Regions from separate parts of the Homo sapiens genome. Here region 1 is linked to region 2. A link is a contact called in ENCODE Hi-C data. All regions are on one chromosome and are shown on one strand. Each heading gives the region's core, a stretch centred on a gene start or an enhancer-like site at or near the end of the contact. The rest is flanking DNA. Distances are from core to core; before and after follow the strand shown. Region 1 holds the start of PDZRN3-AS1 (PDZRN3 antisense RNA 1). Region 2 overlaps PDZRN3 (PDZ domain containing ring finger 3).

Region 1 (4,794 bases), core at 2,114-4,613, 200 kb before region 2:
AAAACCAGTTTGGTTTGAAGATTATCACCCTGTTGACACTAGCTCATTCTGTGAAACTGACAAGCCCACACACCTTTGGTGAAAGAATTTGTTTCCTACCCATTATCTGAGAGCCCATGAGCAGTTTAATGAATATACTGATGGAGGATTCCCTGGCACAAGCTTATCTGAACAAAGGCCAATAATATTCCACCCCATGCAGAATCCTATCAAAGCAATGCATTAATTGATTAAAGCAATTAAAAGAAAGTCTCCACCTCAAATAGGCAACAAATGCCACCAAAACTGATTAAAGAACACTGTCCAGTGACCTCAACCATGCACTGAAAAATCTAGTGAGTGACAACTTTTTAAAGGTCAGTGTGAAACAAGTAATCCTTATGAACATCAAGGCAATTCTTTCACTCTGATGAAGCAGTTAAATAGTGAAGGTCATGGGGCTTTAGCAGCCACATAAAAGAAAGAAGGAAAGCAATTAGACAAAATGGATGCTGTAATCCCACTTTCCAGGCCCCAGAGTCTCGCTGAATACAGAGCTCCTGCTTTACTGTTCAGAACTCTCCCGCTTCACTGTTCAGAAACTGGAAGCAGATTCCAAATGAGAATTCCATAGCTTGATTCCACTCTCACCAAAAGCTGACTGCGTGTTTCTTAGGAATGTCTATAGCCTTGGGAGGTAAAAATAAAATAAAATAAAATCAATGGATGATGCTATGAACTTTACACCCAGTTTGGAATTCCAAAAATATTCCTCCATTGCTCAGGACTGTTGCTGAATCCTACCCAGCCAGGTTTGCTGTACTGCAGGGAATGAATGTCCAGATCTATGGATCGCCAGGGTTTTCCAATCAAGTGGGAATCCAAGGACCAGCATGGACTAGCAGCATTGGCATCACTTGGAAGTGCTTTCAGTATGGAGATTCTCAGAACCCGCCCCAGACCCACTGTATCAGAACCGCAACCACATTAAAATGTGAGAAACACTGACCTACAGGACCCTACAGGGCACTTTTGTTTTGTTTTGTTTTCTGTTTTGTTTTTATCCTTCTTCTAGCCTGAGTTTCCTCAATGGAAAGATGACAGAGTGTACACACAAAACAAACCAAAACTGAAGGAGGGCAGTTGTTGACATGATCATGGGGGTGATGAGTCTTCTCCCAGTTCTAACTTCTGCAGTCAGCATCGCTTCTTTTGTAATCACGGGAAAATAATTTTCAAATGGAGCTAACCCTCTCACAACATTGTACTAATGATCTTTAAAGCGACGGATTTAGAAGCGCTCAGCACCACGCTTGCCACACTGCAGGGCAGACACTTCAGAGGTGTTAGGTGAAGTGGATGGAGCCAGCACGCTGGCCTCTCCCACTCCGACAGCTGGCGAGCAGCTCTTGTCCACCAAAACTTCCCCGGGTAGATTCACCCACCGGTCCTGGAAACCTGCTAAATCCTGAAGGTTCACAGAACCTCTGGTCAGAACTGAAGTTGCAGCCGGAGCTTCCCGCAGGCTCTGTAACTTTCCCTGGAATGAAATAAATAAATAAAGACCGTAAGTGCTGAGATAGCGGGCCCCAAGATATTTTTAGTCCTCTGCAATCAGCCACTAGAGGAAGGGGGAGGGAGAAGGGAGTAAAAAAGTTTTGATCCGTTCGGGAAGGGGCTCGAAGAGAACCCTTGGGAGAAAGCAGTAGCCTCAGCTCCAAACTCAGCGAGCTTTTCTCGGCTGGCGTTTTGTCTCCTATAGCGTAGACTGTAAGAGAACAGAAAGGAGTTTCCCGAGAAGATTCAGGCTGGCGTCCTGGGCTGGCCCGTCCCTTCTGGCGAGCCTCAGTGTCCTCCCACGCGCTTCTGCCTTCCAGCCTCCTCCCTTTTTCGGGGGGCTGGCGGGAGGCATCCAAGGCACGATGTATGTGCGCTCGCGCTCGCGCAAATACGGCCGGAGGAGTCCTGTTCCTCGGGCATTTTCCGAGGAAGTCTGGATCAATTAGGCTCAGTCCGGGGAGAGCCAGCGAGCGCGCGGGCGGCGTAGCCGGCCTGTCTGGGCCGCCTCGTGGGGAGGGAGGGGGCGCCCGGCCGCCCGGCGGCGACCCCGGGGCCTGGCCGCCACCATGGGCTTCGAGCTGGACCGCTTCGACGGCGACGTGGACCCGGACCTGAAGTGCGCGCTGTGCCACAAGGTCCTGGAGGACCCGCTGACCACGCCGTGCGGCCACGTCTTCTGCGCCGGCTGCGTGCTGCCCTGGGTGGTGCAGGAGGGCAGCTGCCCGGCGCGCTGCCGCGGTCGCCTGTCGGCCAAAGAGCTCAACCACGTCCTGCCGCTCAAGCGCCTTATCCTCAAGCTGGACATCAAGTGCGCGTACGCGACGCGCGGCTGCGGCCGGGTGGTCAAGCTGCAGCAGCTGCCGGAGCACCTCGAGCGCTGCGACTTCGCGCCCGCGCGCTGTCGCCACGCGGGTTGCGGCCAGGTGCTGCTGCGGCGCGACGTGGAGGCGCACATGCGCGACGCCTGCGACGCGCGGCCAGTGGGCCGCTGCCAGGAGGGCTGCGGGCTACCCTTGACGCACGGCGAGCAGCGCGCGGGCGGCCACTGCTGCGCGCGAGCGCTGCGGGCGCACAACGGCGCGCTCCAGGCCCGCCTGGGCGCGCTGCACAAGGCGCTCAAGAAGGAGGCGCTGCGCGCTGGGAAGCGCGAGAAGTCGCTGGTGGCCCAGCTGGCCGCGGCGCAGCTTGAGCTGCAGATGACCGCGCTGCGCTACCAGAAGAAATTCACCGAATACAGCGCGCGCCTCGACTCGCTCAGCCGCTGCGTGGCCGCGCCGCCCGGCGGCAAGGTAGGCGCCTGCTGCCCGCCCCGACCTCCAGCCAGGATCCCTGGGGACCCAGGGCCCCGCCCCATCCCTTTGGGTACAGGGATGCCCCGAGCTTCCCGGGAACATCCTTGCTTCCTCCCTCTTCTTCCACTGCTTACCAGCTGTATCACTACTTGCAGGTCGCTGAACCTGCCTGAGGTGGAACACTGTGGTCCTTTATAGTCTAGACGTAACCGGTAAAGTATAGCTGTACAGCTTCAGGGATTCTGGAAGGACGAAAAAGAATTCACAAGCAAGTGTAGGATAAGAATGAAGAATGCAGCTCCAGAGTCAAAACTGCGTTCAAAGGCTTTGCTGCTCAGACCAGCTAGGGGATCTCGGGCAAGTTGCTTACCCTCTAGAGGTCAGAAACCTATAGACTGACACTTAGGAGAGGAGAGATGGACACATTGGGTGAATTGTATCCGTGCATCCTCTAGGATTCCAGAAAAAAAAATAAAGGGAACCCACAGCCAGTGTAGATTAAGTTAAGAAGGATATCAGAAGAGAGGCCTCTGGGGTAAAAGCTGGATGCAAGCGTGGGCTTTGCAGCCAACTAGCTGGCTGACCTTGAGCAAGCTGCTTAACCTCTCTAAAGTTGGAAACTATGGTCCCTAGAGACGTGGTATACAGAGTAAAAACACAGCCAGGCACCCCTGAGGTATTCATCCAGGGATTTCAGAAAGAATTAAAGGAGCACTCTGCCCCCAACAAGTATAAAGTAATAATTAAGTGTGAGTCCTCTGGAGTTAAAACTGTTTTCAAATCTGGGCTTTTTGCTGACCAGCTGGGTGAGCTTCTGGCTTAATTCCCAGATCCCTCAGTTTCCCTCAGTGCGAAAGGTTTTTGTCAGGCTTCAGGGAGAGAGTTTAGTAGAAGGGCCTCGTACTGTGCCTGGCAGAGAGTAAATAAATGCTCAACAAGTGTTACCTAGAATTATTTTTAACATCTCCACCTGAGCGGTCCCCTTGAGCGAGGGTTTACTTTGCTCCAGGCTGGGTGCTGCATTCTTCCCAGTCATTTCCTTTTTAATCAAGTGAGGTTGGTGTGACCCTTCCCACTTAGTAGATGAAAAAACTGAGGCTCATTAAGGGGCAGTTTCATGCCTGGGTCACAGCTTTTGGGTGCAAAGCTGCATGTTGAACCTTTGCGTGCCCATCTTTCCAGCCCACGTTCTATAAACTATCATGTTGCTCCTCAGTGCAACCACAAGGACCATTTATTGAGTGTTTATTAAGTGCCACCAACAATAGGAAGTACTTTACATGCATTACCTATGTTGTCCTTTGAGATGAGGGAACAGACTCAGAGAAGTTATATAACTTGTCCAAAATTAAGTAGTGACTCAGGGAGCAGAGCCGGACTCAGATTCTACCTCAGAGTTCTCAGTTTTGGGGCATATTGGCATTTTGGGCCCCATAACTCTTAGTTGGGAGGGGAGGTACTGTGCTGTGCATTGTAGGATGTTTAGCAGCATTCTTGGCCTCCCTCCCAAGTCGTGACAATCCAAATATTGTCAAGTGTCCTCTGGAGGGGCAAAGTCGCCCAGGTTGAGAACCACTGGTTTCCCTGATTGCAGAAGCCACATTTTCAACAGCTGGGTACTTCTGCCTTCCTGGGGAGGGGCCTGGGCCTGCTGCCACCGCTCTGGTTGCCTGCTCCAGATGGTGTGGCAGAAAGGGGAAAATATTTGCCCGAGGCTCCCCCAAGGGCCTGTGTCTGCTTTGCCTCTCTCTGCCCTCTCCCAGCCCCCTTTCCTTACGTGCACACCAGGCCTGCAAGTTTTCCGACCTGGCCCCCCTTCCTGGCCCCTGGCCTGTCTGTCAGCTGCAGTCTCAGCAGCTGGCCAGCTCTGGGCGAAGGGCAAATATTTACAGCTCCACAGCTTGCCCAGGACCTCACAGGCACACAAAAGACTGGTGTGAGCCTTCGAATCACCAAAACAGAG
Region 2 (4,964 bases), core at 1,536-4,035:
AGGAATAACTTGTAATGCACATACTGTACATTTTATATACTAGTTACTATATGTTGCAGCTAACTGCCTCCATTGATAAGTTCCTATCTGGACTAATTCCTTAATAAGAGATACCTCTGTTTCCTTTGCTTGGTATTTTCTCCTTTTTATTTCTCTCTCTGGCGACTTTCTAAATCCAAGATTTATAGCATTGGACTGAGTACCTGGAAACTTCCCAGTATTTAAAGTTTGAGTTGTTTAGCATGTCTGTCTAATCTCTCCCTCCCCAGTTAAATTAACTTGAACTTTTTGTTCCAAGTTGCGCCATGGATTGGAACAGGAAGTAGTGGCTGTTCCCCAAAGAGGAAAGGGAGGGAGTCAACCACCACTGAGAAATTGACCAAAAGGGTCCATGCATCCTTTTTCTCAAAGTTGTCCATGAAGTCTCAGAACCAACTCTACTCCATATCCAACCATGGTTAAGAAAGCCAGGGGAGGGAGGACACAGTTCCAGTGTTGTATTTTTTATCCTTGAATTAACAAGTGCCAACCCAAATTAATATTTCAGTGATTTTTTTTCCTGTCCTCATAAGAACAAAGATAAATAGCTTTTGAGTGTTACTTATCCTGCACAGGCTTTAAATGCATGAGTTATATCCAAAAGCTCATGTATTTCTCACACAGCCCCTTAAAAGTATAGATACAGTTATTATTTCCATTTCACAGATGAGACAGCTGAGGGTTAAAGTAGTTGACAAAGCAGCCTGGAGTCACACAGCTGGTAAGTTGCAGAGACAAGATCATAACACAGGACTGTCTGACTCCAGTGACTTTGGGCAGGCTCCCTCACTCATCCTGTCACTCATTCCATTAAAAGACATTAGTGGGCATCTCCCTCTAGTGTTCTGGAGGAATGTTCCAGTGTAGTACAATGGAAAGAAAAGTCCCTGCCCTCAAGGGGCTTACATTCTAGAGAGAGATGGGGTCAGAAGTTAAATACTACACTGCTGAGAATATAATTACAATGTGGGGTAAAGGCTCTAAAGGAATGTGGTTCTACTGCAGAAACATCATATAAAGACCCAAACAAGAAACTCCGCCCAGTTTTCTCCTCTGTAAAATGGAAGTACTTGACCAGGCACGGTGGCTCACGCCTGTAATCCCAGCACTTTGGGAGGCTGAGGCGGGGAGATCACGAGGTCAGGGGATCGAGACCATCCTGGCCAACATGGTGAAACCCCGTTTCTATTAAAAATACAAAAAAAGAGCTGGTCGTGGTGGCACACACCTGTAGTCCCAGCTACTTGGGAGGCTGAGGCAGGAGAATCGCTTGAACCTGGGAGGCGGAGGTTGCAGTGAGCCGAGATCATGCCACTGCACTCCAGCCTGGCAACAGAGCAAGACTCTGTCTCAAAAAAAATTGAAGTAGTTTTGTAGCTTTAGCAGTTAAATTGAGGTATCAAGGTGATATCTTATATCTTGCTCAAGTGGAAGTTCATCCTGTTTTGTTAAAGCAGGAGAAGGATTCCATTTGCAAGTTACCACAGTCTAGAACCACCTGATTGTCTTAAAGGCAGCATTTAGTGAGTGCCTACTATGTTCTCCGGGTCATATGCTGTGCTGAGGGACAGGTTAAAATAGCCACTTGCTCACAGTGTTCATGTCCTACTTCAGAGGACCTCCCTCTCCCTCAGAGCCTCAGTTGTAAAAGGGGAAGGCTTGGGTTCTTTTTATGGCTCTGCCATTGAGTGACCCCGGAAGAGTCTCTGGGCCTCTCTGAACCTTAAACTCTTCTTCTGAAGCTCAGGAATATGAGCTGTTTCTCCTAGGGTGTTAGGAGTGTCCAGGTGAGCTTTAATGTGTGTGTGAGTGTATCTGGAACCCGTATGGCACAGTGTAGGCTCTTTATGTGGGCATATAGTCAGCACTTCATATCTATGGGTTCTTCATCTGTGGATTCAACCAACTGATGATCAAAAATATTTGGAAAAAATAATTCCACAAAGTTCCAAACAGCAAAACTTGAATTTGCCACATGCCAGTACTATGTTGAATTCCCATGATGTAGGCATTGTATTAGGTATTATAAATAATCTAGAGGTGATGTAAAGTATATGGGAGGATGTAGTTGGTATGCCAAGCCTACAATAGCAATTAGGACAAGTATATGGCCATGTGATTTAAACTATATGGGAGGATGCAAATACTCTGTGTGCCATTTTATATCAGGAACTTGAGAATTCATGGATTTGGGAAGATACTGGAGCCAATATCTCATGGATATGGGGAGATGACTCTATTGTCTAATAGGCCAATCTAGGGGTTGAAGGAAAAAGCCAGCATTTCTAGAGAAGGTGGGGGCAGCCAGGCTTCCAAAATTGGGTCAAAGAGGGTCATCTTTATGGGTTGAAAGTCTCTTGGGGGACAGTTAAAATGATGGGAATAGATCCAGAAAGGTCAACTTATGTGGACATCTTCAGAGATCATTGGTGCTACATCATTTTCTTGAAAGGAACAGTGGAGAATAAGGGTTTCAACAGAAGTATGTAAAGCCAAAGCTTCTTAAAAACAATATATGGTGGTGGAAATATGCAGTACTTTTAGGGAAAATTCTCAGATTCAGTATTTGTTCAGTAGGGTATTTATTGGACACCTCCAGTGTGCCAAGTAGGGGCATCCACTGGCAGGACTGCAGTGGTCCAACTAACAAGGTCCTGGTCTTAGATGGAGGAAAACATCCACCAAGTTTTATCACACAGATGAAAATGCACCAGCGCAGCCAGCACTTGGGGTGGCCAGTGCCAAGTGCAAGGGGAACAAAACAGAGGATGGGACCCAGTTACGATGGCCAGGCTGGGCTTCCTGAGTCATCTCAATATGGAGCAGTCAGTGTCAGCCAGGCATAGTCTCCAAGACAGAAGGAGTCATGGATTTCTAGGAAAAGCATTTCACTGATAATACTTTAATGTGCATCTGTGTCCTACACTGTCTCGTATCCAGAGAGGGCCATGTTTCTAAGGGGCTATCCCAAGTTTGACACATATTCCTGGAGCTAAAGCAAGTGAAAACACTTAGGAAAGTATGAAAGCTCTGTGTGGATGGTGGTGTATGACTCTGCAATGTATATTTTAAAGAAGAAATGTTTTGGAAAGTCATTAAAAATGTTAACCACATCCCCCTCCAAACTAAAAAGCTGATGAAGGGAACATATTTTCAAATTACACATTTAAAAACATATATGTTTATATCAACAAAAGATAGCCTATGTTAGACCCAGATATAGTTGATATGCCAAGCCTGCGATAGCAATTAAGACACGTATATGGCCAGAAATGTCCTCTGGACATACTCAGCGGATGGTACCGCTGCAAAACACGTTTTTCAATGAGCTCATCTGTAAGGCACGATGAAACGAGGTCAAAGAAAAGCTTAGAGAGCTTCATACTCACAGTTTTAAACTCAACTGAGAAAAGATTTAAAGGAAAAAAAATCCCTGACCCAAACAAAAGCAGGGGGAAACTTAGTGTTGCCTAAAGCAACTAAAGAAAAACACCGCGTTCTCCTGGTGGCTGTTCTCTGCCGTTGCGTGTGCAGGGGATCCGTATTTTTGCCTCCAGCATGCTCATTTCTGTTTCTCAGACCCACACACCATTTTGCTGAGACAAAGCTGCAAGTGCATTTCCACCCAGCTGGGCACACTTGATAACTACACTGATGCATCAGAACTATAAATGTCACCCCCGTCATCTCCTTGTACCCTCTGATAACTTTACTCTTTAAAAACTTGTTAACATCCTTTTTCCAGCCTTACATTTGACATAATCAAAGTCATGTACATGAACTCCCCTCTCTCTCTCTGAAAAACCCCTACGTTTCCTCAAGTTCTAATTGCATTATCAAGTGTTTTGTTTGGATCATTAATTCCTTCCCAGATGATTTGCTCCTGGTAGGTTTCTAGCAAATTCTACCCATGTCTAATAAATCATCTTACAAAATGCTGCAGGTTTTTCTCCGTCATAGGGATCTAGTCCACACGCTAATTGCTGTGCCCCTGTGAAGTTTTATTCTCCTACCTCTCACTAAAAGCAACCCCTTTAGCTTCATTGTTAAAACTCTAACAATTCGACAACAAAGAAAAGATTTCAGAACTGTGCTTTGGCCAGGCCAAGTCCCCAGAGTCATTTCAAGCTTGCTGAGCTGGAATATACCCAGGGTTATTCTGTCATCTAAACAAACTTTCTCCAGGTGAACGCAGGCAAGGCATCTGTCTCTTCTGTGTCCCCTGTTGGACCTGGGAGTCAGGGAGATGAATGATCCATTGTCCTGAGGCAACACTACCATGTAACTAACCTGAGAACAAGAAAATGAAGTCAGGAAGTTTTAACTGCATAGCCATAGGGTGGGGAAGGACGGGGGCCCAGTTCCTGCTTCCAGGATGTGATAGGATTATTGGGGCTGGAGATTGTGGAGTTGTAGCTACAAAGGCTGTAAAGCATTCATAGAAGACCAGATGGGGAGTGATCTGAAATAATTCAGAAGGGTGTAAGTACCAGTCTAGTGAGGTTCCTCTTATATTAAAAATCAACATTATCTAATTTCCCAGTTTCTACAGGTAAGGAAATTGAGGTCCAGAAATGATCAGTAGTTTCTTCAGATGCAAGTATACTATTTTGTTTACTTTATCATTTGATTCCCAGCATGTATCAATGGACTCACCTATACATGAATCTTGCAGTGTTTTTAGCCCAGTTCATACTTTCCACAAACATGTTTATTTCTGTTCAGTTCTCCAAAGGTATTGTGGGCCTCCTATGTATAAGTCAGGTGTTCTGTGCGGCTAAGATAAGGTATTAACCCACCATTCTTATTTTTAAAAATGTAATCACAAAAAGCAAGGATCAATTATTATAATATGGCCATATTTTAAAGCCCTTCTGTGCCTGTGAAGTCGAGAGGGTGAGTCATTTTATTTCCCATTTTACAGG

The links. Hi-C counts contacts between places; a loop is a spot of excess contacts on that map. Pooled maps may share reads with other maps.
Region 1: a loop to region 2 is called in a map of sigmoid colon, with 2.8 times the contacts of the local background. The contact joins the promoter of PDZRN3-AS1 here to the enhancer-like site in region 2. A Hi-C loop is called at or near these places in 4 of 168 maps with a recorded cell type or tissue (esophagus muscularis mucosa, prostate gland, sigmoid colon and 1 more) and 4 of 50 pooled maps.

Annotation. Positions count from the first base shown.
Region 1 is chr3:73,622,137-73,626,930 of GRCh38, reverse strand. It overlaps PDZRN3-AS1 (PDZRN3 antisense RNA 1), which reads right to left and starts at 3,363. Exons shown (of 2, transcript NR_046681.1): 1 at 2,966-3,363; 2 at 1-1,519. It overlaps PDZRN3 (PDZ domain containing ring finger 3), which reads left to right and starts at 1,990. Exons shown (of 10, transcript NM_015009.3): 1 at 1,990-2,828. The coding sequence starts at 2,106. RefSeq lists an enhancer at 4,057-4,571.
Region 2 is chr3:73,418,094-73,423,057 of GRCh38, reverse strand. The region is part of intron 3 of PDZRN3 (PDZ domain containing ring finger 3); the gene reads left to right. Among named protein-coding and RNA genes, the nearest start is that of PDZRN3-AS1, 200 kb to the left of the region's middle. Within about 2 kb of position 2,785, at least 4 of the 41 ENCODE cell types and tissues checked have a DNase peak (open chromatin) inside an H3K27ac peak, as active enhancers do; they include sigmoid colon, where a contact is called at or near this core.